Linked DNA regions of Homo sapiens: region 1 is linked to region 2. Evidence: read pairs that join two places in POLR2A ChIA-PET (ENCODE). Cell type or tissue: GM12878. All regions are shown on one strand. Links, peaks and the distances in the headings refer to the core of each region. The heading gives the core; the rest is flanking DNA.

Evidence for each region. ChIA-PET counts read pairs that join two places held together with the same protein. Peaks named below come from ENCODE experiments on the same cell type or tissue, not always from the same donor. Only the 100,000 strongest peaks of a DNase experiment are listed, where the experiment ranks them.
Region 1: POLR2A ChIA-PET joins it to region 2 with 10 read pairs; 1 of 35 experiments calls an interaction of 5 or more read pairs at or near these places.

What each region holds. Positions count from the first base shown.
Region 1 is chr10:124,724,321-124,730,039 of GRCh38, forward strand. All of the region lies in intron 1 of FAM53B (family with sequence similarity 53 member B), which reads right to left. Among named protein-coding and RNA genes, the nearest start is that of FAM53B, 17 kb to the right of the region's middle. RefSeq lists enhancers at 1-804, 4,184-4,323. In GM12878, for the core only: no CTCF peak of the experiment used is centred there; no DNase peak of the experiment used is centred there; H3K27ac peaks cover 1,017 bases.
Region 2 is chr10:123,842,983-123,848,701 of GRCh38, forward strand. All of the region lies in intron 3 of CPXM2 (carboxypeptidase X, M14 family member 2), which reads right to left. Among named protein-coding and RNA genes, the nearest start is that of CPXM2, 46 kb to the right of the region's middle. In GM12878, for the core only: no CTCF peak of the experiment used is centred there; a DNase peak (open chromatin) is centred at 1,819.

The sequences.
Region 1 (5,719 bases), core at 1,152-5,151, 880 kb after region 2:
TTGGTGGAAGGAGCCTCAGGATGCCCAGACAGGTCAGCTGCCACAACATCGGCCAGTGCCAGCGCCAGCGCCCTCACAAGGCCCAGGCAGGGGGAGCTCTGCGCACCGGACAGCCACAAGCCGCCACCCTGCTCTCTGCCTCCCATCACTCTGCTTCTCTCCACCTCTCAGAGGTCTGCCCTCCCAGAGCTGTCCTGCCTGAATAGCAGGCAAACAAGCTGAGCTATGGGGGCGGGGTAGGGGGGCACAGGCTGGTGGTTTACTCAGCTGAACAAAGCCAGGTGACCCAGGGGATTCTAAGAGGTCGTCCCAAACCTCCCTCTTTTGTAAATGGCAGCATAAAGGTAGGAAGCTGCAAAACGGTTATTTCCATCCCCCAATATACCAACAGCCCCAGCCGTGACCCAAGCAGCTCGCCCAGAATGCCCACAGACAATACAGTAATTGTGTTCTCCCTTGGGGAATGGGAGTGGCCACACACAGCCCCATACGAGAATGTCACGATCATCTCAGACTCCCGAGTTACAAATATGTGATCAAGGCATGTGCTGGGCACGCGCTTCCCACGTGTTTTCGTGGATATGAAAGCACAAGGGCCAATGTGCCCAGCTGCTGGGGGCTGGGAGCTGCAGAAGGCAGAGTACTGGGACAAGGAGAAAACCACACAGAAACGCTCCATTCAAAGCCATGACTGAGTTAGTGTCCCCTTGTTTCTGAGGAGCGAGAGTAGAAGGGGGAACACTCCTTGACAAAACAAAACTGTGAGGAAAACTTCAAGGCCAGGCAAAGCCAAAGCCTGCCCGTCACCTCCCAGTGACTACATCTGGAGCTAAAGACACAAGACCCAGCAGTGATTTCAGGTTCACTCTGGACAACTAAAACCCCCAAATGAGAGGAAACCACCACTAAGCACTTAGATGTGAGCATGGCTGACTGTATGGACTTCAACGCACCATTTCCTGGCTCTGCACCTGCTTCCCCAGATGGGTCCCAGGGTCTCTCACCTCCAGCAGCCCCGGCTGGGCTCAGGTGTCATCAGGGAAGGGAAAGAAAGGGTACAGCAGTTGATTCTGGACATGGTTAAGCACTCTATTTCCCACCACTGCACGGAGACACTGATTTCAGGGCACCTGAAACAAAGGGCGCCCAGCCTTGGACTGACGGCAGTGAGTGGGAAGCTTCATGAAGCATTCCCGAGTACAGGGTAACCTGCTGTGTCCATGACAGCTCTGTCAGCTCGACCCAAATGCGGCCTGTCTTTGGTGAGAACGGGTAAAATCAACCTATCTGGGAAACCAAAAGCTCAAAACTCAAAATCGCCAAGGCTGCCTCCGTTAGTATCTGGGTTCCAGGTGGAGGGTGGAAACCGAGATGGACAGTGGATGGTGTGTGTTAGTGATAGAATTACCTAAAGGTAGGAAATAAATGTGTCTCCAACTATCACGGTGAGAGTGTGAGGACAGCTTCCATGAAGATGGCTGAACGGAAAACAAAACATCTCCGGGAATCTAGTCTCAAGTTTCCCAGAAAATAAGATGCAGTGGGAAAATGAAAGGAAAGACGAGCCTCATATGCCAGGCAGCCAAGACCCACACAGGCCAACCCACATCCTTGCTGGGGGGAACACTGGGGTACCTGGCACCTGCTTCAGCAATGTGCACTGGTTCTCCAAGCGTGGACCCGGATCAGTAGAGAATTGCCTGAGAACTCATTAGGAAGGCAAAGTTTCAGTCCCCGACCCCAGACAAACTGCATGAGGGTGGGACCCAGCAGCTGTGTCTAGTAAGCCCTCCAGGTTGAGTCCGGTGGTTCCTAAAGTTTGAAAAACACATTTTTAGTGGATTTGGTACCTAGAACCCTAGTAACTGGGAGGACAATTTTGCACATGAGAAAATCAGGATCCATAAAAGTTGAGTTTCTTGCAAAAGCCATGAGGTCAGAATTGGATGGGTGGCCTACTACCCACCCCCAGCATGTCCTCTGGCCAGGCCCTGGAAATCTAAATCTAGGTCAAGATGATCCTTGGCCTTCAGGAGCTCCAACAGTCCCTAGAATGCACTGAAGGAGAACAGTGGCATCGTCAGAGCCTTGGCCTAGCAGAATCAGAGGCTGAACCAACCACCCAGGTGCACAATGCCCTGACCAGTAGGTGAGAAAGAGGCAGATGAGGATGCCATGTTTCTGCTGCAAAGGAAAGGCATGGGAAGGGCTTTCAGGCAATGGATTGACAAGCTACATTTCTCAAATTCAGCAAACCATTTGGAATGACACTAAGAATCCCAAAGGTTGACTATGCGGTGAAATACGTGTGAGAATCAGAAGGAAACAAAAAGTCACAGAACAGCTGCCATACGAAGAGATAAAAACAGGGTTGAGTGAAAAAGATAAATGATAGGAGGGATTGCTATTAGATATTTGAAGAAATACGAAGAGAACACCTCAATTCTTTGAAAAATACTAATTACCATCTGGCAAATCTTTGCTTTACTTCTACTTGCTGTATTGAGTCTCTGTCAAAAGAAAGAGCTGAGATACATGTTTCATCTACCCTAAGAAATTTCCGTCTAACACCAGAAGTTATCTACTTGGTACACAGCAGCTAGGCTGCCTGTCATGAGAATTTAAAAATTACATCTTTATTTGTAAAAATTCCCTTGCAATATCTATTAAAATCCAGAAGGCACTTTTTATTTATTTAGTTACTTATTTATATTTGGAGACAGGGTCTCACTCTGTCACCCAGGCTGGAGTGCAGTGGCACGATCTTGGCTCACTGCAACGTCCGCCTCCCAGGCTCAAGCGATCCTCCCGTCTCAGCCTCCCAGTTGCTGGGACCACAGGTGCATGCCATAACACCCGGCTAATTTTTGTATTTTTAGTAGAGATGGGTTTTCTCTACGTTGACTAGGCTGGTCTCAAACTCCTGGGCTCAAGCGATCTGCCTGCCTCAGCCTCAGGAAGGCACTTGTAGATAAGAAGATTACACTAGGTGAAGCACCTGAGTGATTGTGGGGGGGGGGGGGGTGCGGGGGTACAAAATGAATCCCCAGGTCACCCAGTATCACAGGGCCATTCACAGGGTAGAAGGGCCCCTGGCCTGAGACTAGCTTCCAAGATTTAAGGGACATATTTGTACTTTCAGAGTTTTTATTAGTGCCCGGAGTACTGGCTTATCTTTGCAAGTTTACTAGCAGGTGGAACACGAGGTAGCAGGATTATGATGGCAATGACCTTGAGCACTGCAAACATCCTGGGCATTTCTACTAGTCACTGCCATTCACCATCGTTCTCCCTGTGCCAATAACCTGGAGAGCCAGAAAATCTGAATCTGCCTTCCCAATGTCTTATCCACTCCAGGGATCTCAAACTCAAATGCCTTCCAGGGCCAAGCAGGAAACACAAATGAGAGAAGCATGCTGCATAGGAACCGAGATGATGTGCAGAGAACATGCCTGGCCCACCGTGGACGGCTCTGGCTACAGCTAACTGTGGTGGGCTGTTTGGGAAAGAAGATCCAGGCTACTATTAAAATTTACCTCCTGACTTGTTAAGAGAAACTGAAAGTCAGGACTTCTTTGCACAATCTCCTTTTTATGTTCCCAAGAAATTTAAAAACTTGTAAAGCATCATATGAGACAAACAAATCATGTCTGAGGACCACATCTGGCCCCCAGACCCAGACCACCAGAGTGCAAACTCCAGTCTAAATGATGCTGACGATTCAGACCCCTGAAAACACTCAAACGACTAAGTTTCATCTTGGTTTGAAGATCTCCATGGACTCGCTTGGCTTCGCGATCCAGTCACACATTCTCATCGGCACCACTCCCTGGCTCACTCGGTGAGTTAGCTGGAGGCCTGAAAATGCCTAGACAGCTCAGACTGTGTGAAATTCCATGCACAACAAAGCAGACCCATACAACTCCCAATCACAGACAGGAGAGGCCTGCCTTCCCACCCATGGACTTGGAGAGACAGTTGATCTGGTTCGTTCACTCAGCCTGGCCCCATGGGAGGCTGTGGCACCCATTCTATGGAGGAAACCGTGGCATTATCTGAAGTACAGCAGAGCCTGGGGTCTGCCCTGCCCCCACCAGGAGAGCTCCCTTCTGGCCTCGCCCACGAGGTGGGGTAGGGAAAGAGTTTCCATGCCAAATACTTCTAACACACGCAAGTAAACCCAGCAGATGGAAGAGACAATTCTGGATCCCTGACGCCTCCAGACTGCTGGCTTTGGTTGGGTCATCATGAAGAGAACAGCTGCTTCCTCAATCACGACTACCGCACAGAACAGAGGATTCTGTTTTGATGACTTCTATGCAAGATATAGAAACAAGAGGGGAGTTTCCTGCCTTTTATTTCAAAATAGCCCAGGACAAACGAAGACTTCTTGTACCATAACAACACATTCAAAGGGAAAGCTTGATGGAGTTGGTTTTCTTAAATGTCACCCCACAGTGAGCAACCTACTTCTCTGCCCACAGGCAGTGATAAAAATGTCATCAGGGAACCCATGCAGAGGAGCAAGAGATTTCTCTTTGAAACAGCAACATGTGCACAATTGGGGACAAAACTAGGTGGTGAGGAGAAACTGGCTTTGGAGCAGAGGGACCTGGATTTTCAAGCCAGGCTCTAGCCCATCACAAGCCACACTCTCTCAGGGACATGGCTGAAGCTCAGCTCCTGCCCAGCGGGGCTAGTCACCCCCAGCTGGCTGTGCAATGAGCAGACGATGAGAGAACATATGCAGAGTGCTTGGCACACAGTAGGTGCTCAGAAAACGCCAGCACTCTAAAAACAGATAATTTCCATTATAAAGGTATTTGTGCCCGGGTTCTTTTGGGCACATGCAATTAGTCTCCCTGAGGGCTGGGACAGCAGTGAGAAACTTAGGGCAGAGCCTAATCTCGAATGATCTCACCCCTCCACTGGCTGAAGAAGGAAGACACAGGACACCATTCCAGGAGTGGCTGGCTAGAGGCAAGCACAGTGTCAAAGGTGGCAGTGGGATGGGAGGGGGACACGTAATCAAGGCTGGCCTTTCAAGGCTATTCTTTTCCCTTTTAAAGCATGTGGGGAAAAAATTTTCCACGTACGACCTCTTAAACACAACTTCCTCCTTACCAGGCACTTCCTTCATGCAACTATTCTAGAGCTAAGTTCATCAGGCTTACTTATCTGGTTTTCTTCTTTTTTCACTCTTGCCCAAGGTCCTGAAAAGTCCTCCTGGTATGTCATTCTTGCATTTTATAAAGGTTTCCATCCTGATTACAGAGGGAGTGGGCATTGTTTAAGGTGTGAAGATTTGTGCAGACTGTAACCATGTAAACCAAACATGGAAAAGCCAGCCATTCCTAACAGGAGCAATGGACTGGACTCCTGACTGTACAATGCATTTCAGAGACTCCAATGTAGACAGCGTGGACTACAACCAGCCACACAGCTCTTCTCCACACTCAGAGTCTATCAGCATGCACAAATGTGGGGGAGATGGGTCCAGCACTGATGCATTTATGCCTGGGTCTGATGAACTGGAGATCTACGCCCTCCATATTTGCCTTCACCCCTCAGAATGACTCTGCCCCTAGTTAGCTTCCAAAGAGATTCCTATTCAGAGCATTTATGGACCAAGCAAGACAAGAGCTACAGTTCAGCCCAATTCCAAGCTACTCAACACACGGCATCAGTGTTGGCAGTGGACAGCATTTTAAGGAGTAAG
Region 2 (5,719 bases), core at 50-4,049:
ATCATAGACAGAAAGCCCCAAGACCAGGGGATACTTGAAGTAGGTGTTGAAGGGTAAGTTTATCCAGTGAACATTTGTTTGTTAGTGTTTAAGTCATTTGATGTGTTCAGTATCAGCTGCTATTACTACCAAAAATTCTTTTTTTTTTTTTCAGAGATGGAGTCTTGGTATGTTGCCCAGGCTGGCCTCAGACTCCTGGGTTTAAATGACCCTCCCTCCTCGGCCCTCTGAATAGCTGGGACTACAAGCACACACCACCATGCCCTGCTCCAAAATTCTTTTGATCTGAATTTCCAAGATAGGTAAAGTTTTTGCTCTGGAATTTTCTCTATATTATCACCATGTGAAGAGATAATTCCCTGACTCCTCGCCTCCCAAAAAGGACATTTGAACCAAGTGAAGCATCCTCGTTTATTAACCCTATTTTTCCATGGCTATTTCACAGAGCTATTTTTTTTTTTTTTTTTTTGAGACGGAGTCTCGCTCTGTTGCCCAGGCTGGAGTGCAGTGGCGCCATCTCAGCTCACTGCAAGCTCCGCCTCCCGGGTTCACACCATTCTCCTGCAAAGCTATTTCTTATGATCAGATTAAAAAAAAAAAGTCTGAATGATAAAAATGATCAGCCAGCCCATCTTCCCTATCTCTGAGCATTTCAACTCAAATTCTGGGGACAGCCTTACTTTTAATTGGCAATGGAAATGTGAAACTAAGAGTCCAGCTATAGGCGTGAACAACTTGGCCAAAGGTTCTGCTGAGCAAAACTCTATCCATCACTGTACCAGCTAACATAAGCGTTCTATCAGGACAAAACCACAGTACAGTGTTAGACATCTGAGGCTTAGCAGAGAAGAATAGAACTGCCACATAGCCTGAGACATGTACCCTATAGAATCATGGAAACTGGAAGGAACTGTCCATCAAAGACTACTGAACAGGATTTGAAATTAAATTTAAGGCTCCTGGTTTTGCCAGCCTGAATATTTTGTTTCTGCTGCCAATCTCAGTTCTTTCTGAGCACACTGGACAGTCAATTAAATGTAGCACAGTGTCAGGGGAATGGAGAGCTCTTCCCAAAGATGACTCATTGGGAAGTGACAGCCACCTCTGCAAAATCGATTATGAATTTAAAAAGCAAGTGCCTGGGAGAATTCAGTGAAAGAGGAGGTACCAGCCCCAGAGATGTTACAAAATTATACCATCGTGCAATAAATGATATTCAGATGATGCCTCCGAGAAACCACGAGAAGAATGCATTCATCTCTTTCTCTTTAATAATGTAGGGAAATCGCTGATAAATTTTGGAGAAATTTCAACTAAAAGTTGGTGAACCAAAAGGTTTGATTCTTTAAAGGGTACACTAGTCTTGAAAACGTCACTAACGTAGAATGAATCTACTACAATACCAAAAAAAAACTGAGAATTAATGTAATTTTATAAAGGAAATTAAATTATATGCATTTTTTTTTACCTTAAAGAAAGCACACCAATGCCCCTAACAGACTCAATTTTGCTTAAGATAAATGTGGGAATTATCAAATCCAACACAAAGAGAAAACCTGATACTGTCTAAGGTCAATCTAAGAGGATTTTTCTGTTTCAAGATGATGGGATAAACACATTAGTTTTTCTGTGTTCTTCTCTCAAAAGTCAACCCCAAGCAAAGAAAGCAAGACACAGAAATACAACTTTGATCTCTGATAAAACCAAAAGACATATGAAAGCCCTAAATTACAATATATGAAGACAGAATCAGATGGAGGAATCCTGAATGACTCAGCAAGAGAAGGAAGTGCAAACGTCAAAACAGCACAATAAGAAGCAAGCCACACAGAACCTTAGAAAAGCTGAGAACCTGGGTTTCAAGATACCTTTGGGAGGTGAGGGTAAGGCAGGACTCAACAGGCAATTGCTTCAAAATGTGTATTAAAAAAACAACTAGACTGGGCACAGTGGCTCACGTCTGTAACCCTAGCTACTCAGGAGGCTGAGGCAGGAGAATCACTTGAACCGGGGGGCAGAGGCTGCAGTGAGCCAAGATTGCACCACTGCACTCTAGCCTGGGTGACAGAGCAAGACTCAGTCTCAAAAAAAAAAAAAAAAAATACAATTAATTCCCCCATATCTCCACCCCCACTCCACAGAGGACCTGAAATTTTTCTCTGAAAAGAAAGCAAACTGTAGAGACCCTGGATTGGGGATACTAGGCACAGAGGAGGCAGGGGTGCCGTGATGGATGAAAACAGTAACCTCTGGGGGCATCAGCACACTAAAGAGTGACATGTTCCAGCTCCTTCCCCCAACCAGCTATAGAACACCATGCAGTCAGGTTTATAACAAACAGAAAAAAAAAATGCAAACTATAATAGAGAACAGAAAAAAGGCTTTAAAAATCTATAATTAATATTTCTAGAAAGGTCTTGATTTCATGAAACAAGAACAGAATACTCTAAAAAAGGAAAAAGCACTGAACAATAAAGAGCTCTTGGAAATTAAAATGTGAAAGTTGAAATTTTTAAAATGTCAGCAACTTTTAAAATAGAAAGGCTTTCTATTTTTAAAACAAAAAGGCTAAAAAGATAAAGTTGAAGAAATCTCACAAAAGGAAAACAGTACACAAAAATAGACAACAGGAGAAAAATAAGAAAAGCAGAGGAAGAAATCCAGAAGAATTTTAGGGGGAAAAAAACGACCAAATAAAAACTGTACTTTCCCAGTTAAGTCTTCAAAACATGTAAGAATCTAGTACACATAATAAACTAATATACACACCATGGAATATCATTTTGAAACTTCAAAACATCAGAAATAAAGAAAAGATTCTAAAAGTTTCCAAAGAGGAAACAAGCAGTAAAAGGAACACACACAAAGAAAGAAAGAGGAATAAGAATGACATCAGAATTCTCAATAGCAGCATCTGAAGCTAGAAGAATGGAGGGATGGTGCTTTCAAAGTTCAAAAGGGAAAGATTTTTCATCCTAGAATTTTTACACTCAGCCAAACTATCAATCATGATGGCAAAATAAAGACATTTTCAGATTCACAGACTCTCAAAAAATCTATTTTTCATACACCATTTCCATGAAGCTACTGAAGCAGCAGTCCCCAAACTTTCTGGCACCAGGGACTGGTTTTTCCACCATCTGGGGGTGGGGGATGGTTTTGGGATAATTTAAGCATATTATATGTATTGTGCACTTTATTTCTATTATTATTAAATTGTAATATATAATGAAATAAAATTACACAACTTACCATAACGTAGAATCAATGGTAGCCTGAGCTCGTTTTCCTGCAACTAGACATTTTCATCTGGAGGTGATGGGAGACAGTGACAGATCATCAGGCATTAGATTCTCATAAGGAGCGCACAACCCAGATCCCCTATATGCACAGTTCACAGTAGGGTTTGCGCTCCTTTGAGCATCTAATACCACTGCTGATCTTACAGGAGGTGGAGTTCAGGCCGTAATTTGAGCAATGGGGAGTGGCTGTAAAAACAGGTGAAGCTTTGCTCTCTGGCCTGCCACTCACTTCTTGCTGTGAAAGCCCCGTTCCTAACCGGCCATAGATTGGTACTGGTCTGTGGACGGGGGACTTGGGGACCCTGTACTAGAGGATGCACTCCAAAAAAATGAGGCAGAACACTACAGAGAGGAATATATCAGACCCAGAAATCAAGGGTTCCAACATAGCAGAGAATTATCAGAATGATGGTGAAGAAGACCCAAGACAGTAGACATGTAGGAGACCCAGAGAGTAGCCCATTCAGAATGCAGCAGGTGAAATGGCTTCTGAAAGAGTATCTAACAGAAACGTAAAACACAAAGCAGGACTAAAAACCACTGAACAGATGTGGCTGCATAAAAAATGATATTGAAGGTTTTTTTTGTTTGTTTGTTTTTTCAGATCCAGACCTATTGCAGGGTGTGGGGAGAATATGTTCTTAAAAATACAAGCAGGCCCAGGAAAACAAAAGGTTGTTAAGAAATGATATGAAGTAAATATTTCCTGACTCAAAATTAAAGTATTTCTTGGCTCAGTAAGTAGGAAGCAAAATTTTCAGTCATAATAATGAAAACCTTAGATACAGATTTACCCAAAAATTGAGCTACAATTTTATTGGAAAGATGGAAGAGAGGAAAGGGGTGATAAAAATGGGTGATAGCCTCATCTTCCAGAATAGGGATCTAAAACATCAAGTCTACATCTATAAATTGATACAGATCAATATGTGCATATTATTTAGAAGTGAAGATTTCAGGCCAGGTGCGGTGGCTCACGCCTGTAATCCCAGCACTTTGGGAGGCCAAGGTGGGTGGATCACTTGAAGTCAGGAGTTCTAGACTAGCCTGGCCAACACGGTGAAACCTTGTCTCTACCAAAAATATAGAACATTTGCCGAGTGTGGTGGTACAGGCCTGTAATCTCAGCCACTCAGGAGGCTGAGGCAGGAGAATTGCTTGAACCTGAGAGGCGGAGGTTGCAGTGAGCCGAGATGGCACCACTGCACTCTAGCCTGGGCAACAGGGCGAGACTCTGTCTCAAAAAAAAAAGAAAAAGAATTGAAGATTTCAATTCCCAAAGAGACAATTAAAAAGAGTTTCCAGTAGCTGTGCCATCCACAGTGCTTGATGGTAGTCAGGGGCCGGGTGGAATGTGAAGTGTGTTTGTTTGTTATAAAATTGATTAAAACAAGTTTTAAAAAGCAATTTTAAAAAGTAAAAGGAAAGGGATACATAGATATAGAGGGTGACTGATACAATGTCTACTGTTGATTCTTTCATTTTTCAGGTATCTACAGAGCATTGACTACGTGCTAGGTATTATGCAAAGGGCTTTGATTTCTGAGAGATAGAGACAACAGTGAATATCAAAATCATTCTGCGGCAGTGAGTCACTGATCTGCACTGTACATATTTCATAATCATGGGCTGCCTCTACACAGAAACATCTGGAAGCAAATAAAAAGTCATATCCAAGTGAATGTAACTATTTAGTGACTCCAGGATAATTGACTTACAGCTGCCTCTCTGCAGACGTATCCCAGGGCTATTTGGAGAGAAACAGGATAAAGTGATAGTTATTTTAAAATATTTTTGAGAAAAAAATTTAGAAGCAATAGCTGAAACTATAGATTATCAGCAAGTTAATGCCTTTTCAGGGGGAGGTTATCTAAAAAACGTTAGCTGTGACATTTGATTAGTAAAGTAAGTAATCTGCCATAAAATGGCCATCATGTGGTCTGAATGTCTGCCTTCAATAAACCTCTGTAATAAACCACTGCTATAAACCCATAAAACTTTCCAGGTGCAATCTGCTGATCCTTCTGCAAATTGGCAATGCACCTTGTCCCAATTCCAACCTTAATCATCGGTAAAGTAGGCTGTACAAAAACACTGTATTCATTGTTTTTGAAGCAACTTTTAAAACCAAAACCAATTTCTTAACTATTTCCTTGCATTGGCCAAGGAAACTAGTAAACATCCACGGTTTAAAATTAAAAATATTTAAAAATAAATTCTATTCAACACACCATAAACCATTTATTAACTATTTAAAAGAAGAAAAGATGAAGAAATATACTAACTGAAAAAGAAACAGGCAAATGTTTTCACATCAACATTCTAATTCAATTTAACTCCAATCTGGGAAATGCTTTAGCCATTAACATTGTATATCTATGGAACAAGTTTAATTCTTAAGCAATTATTAATTCATT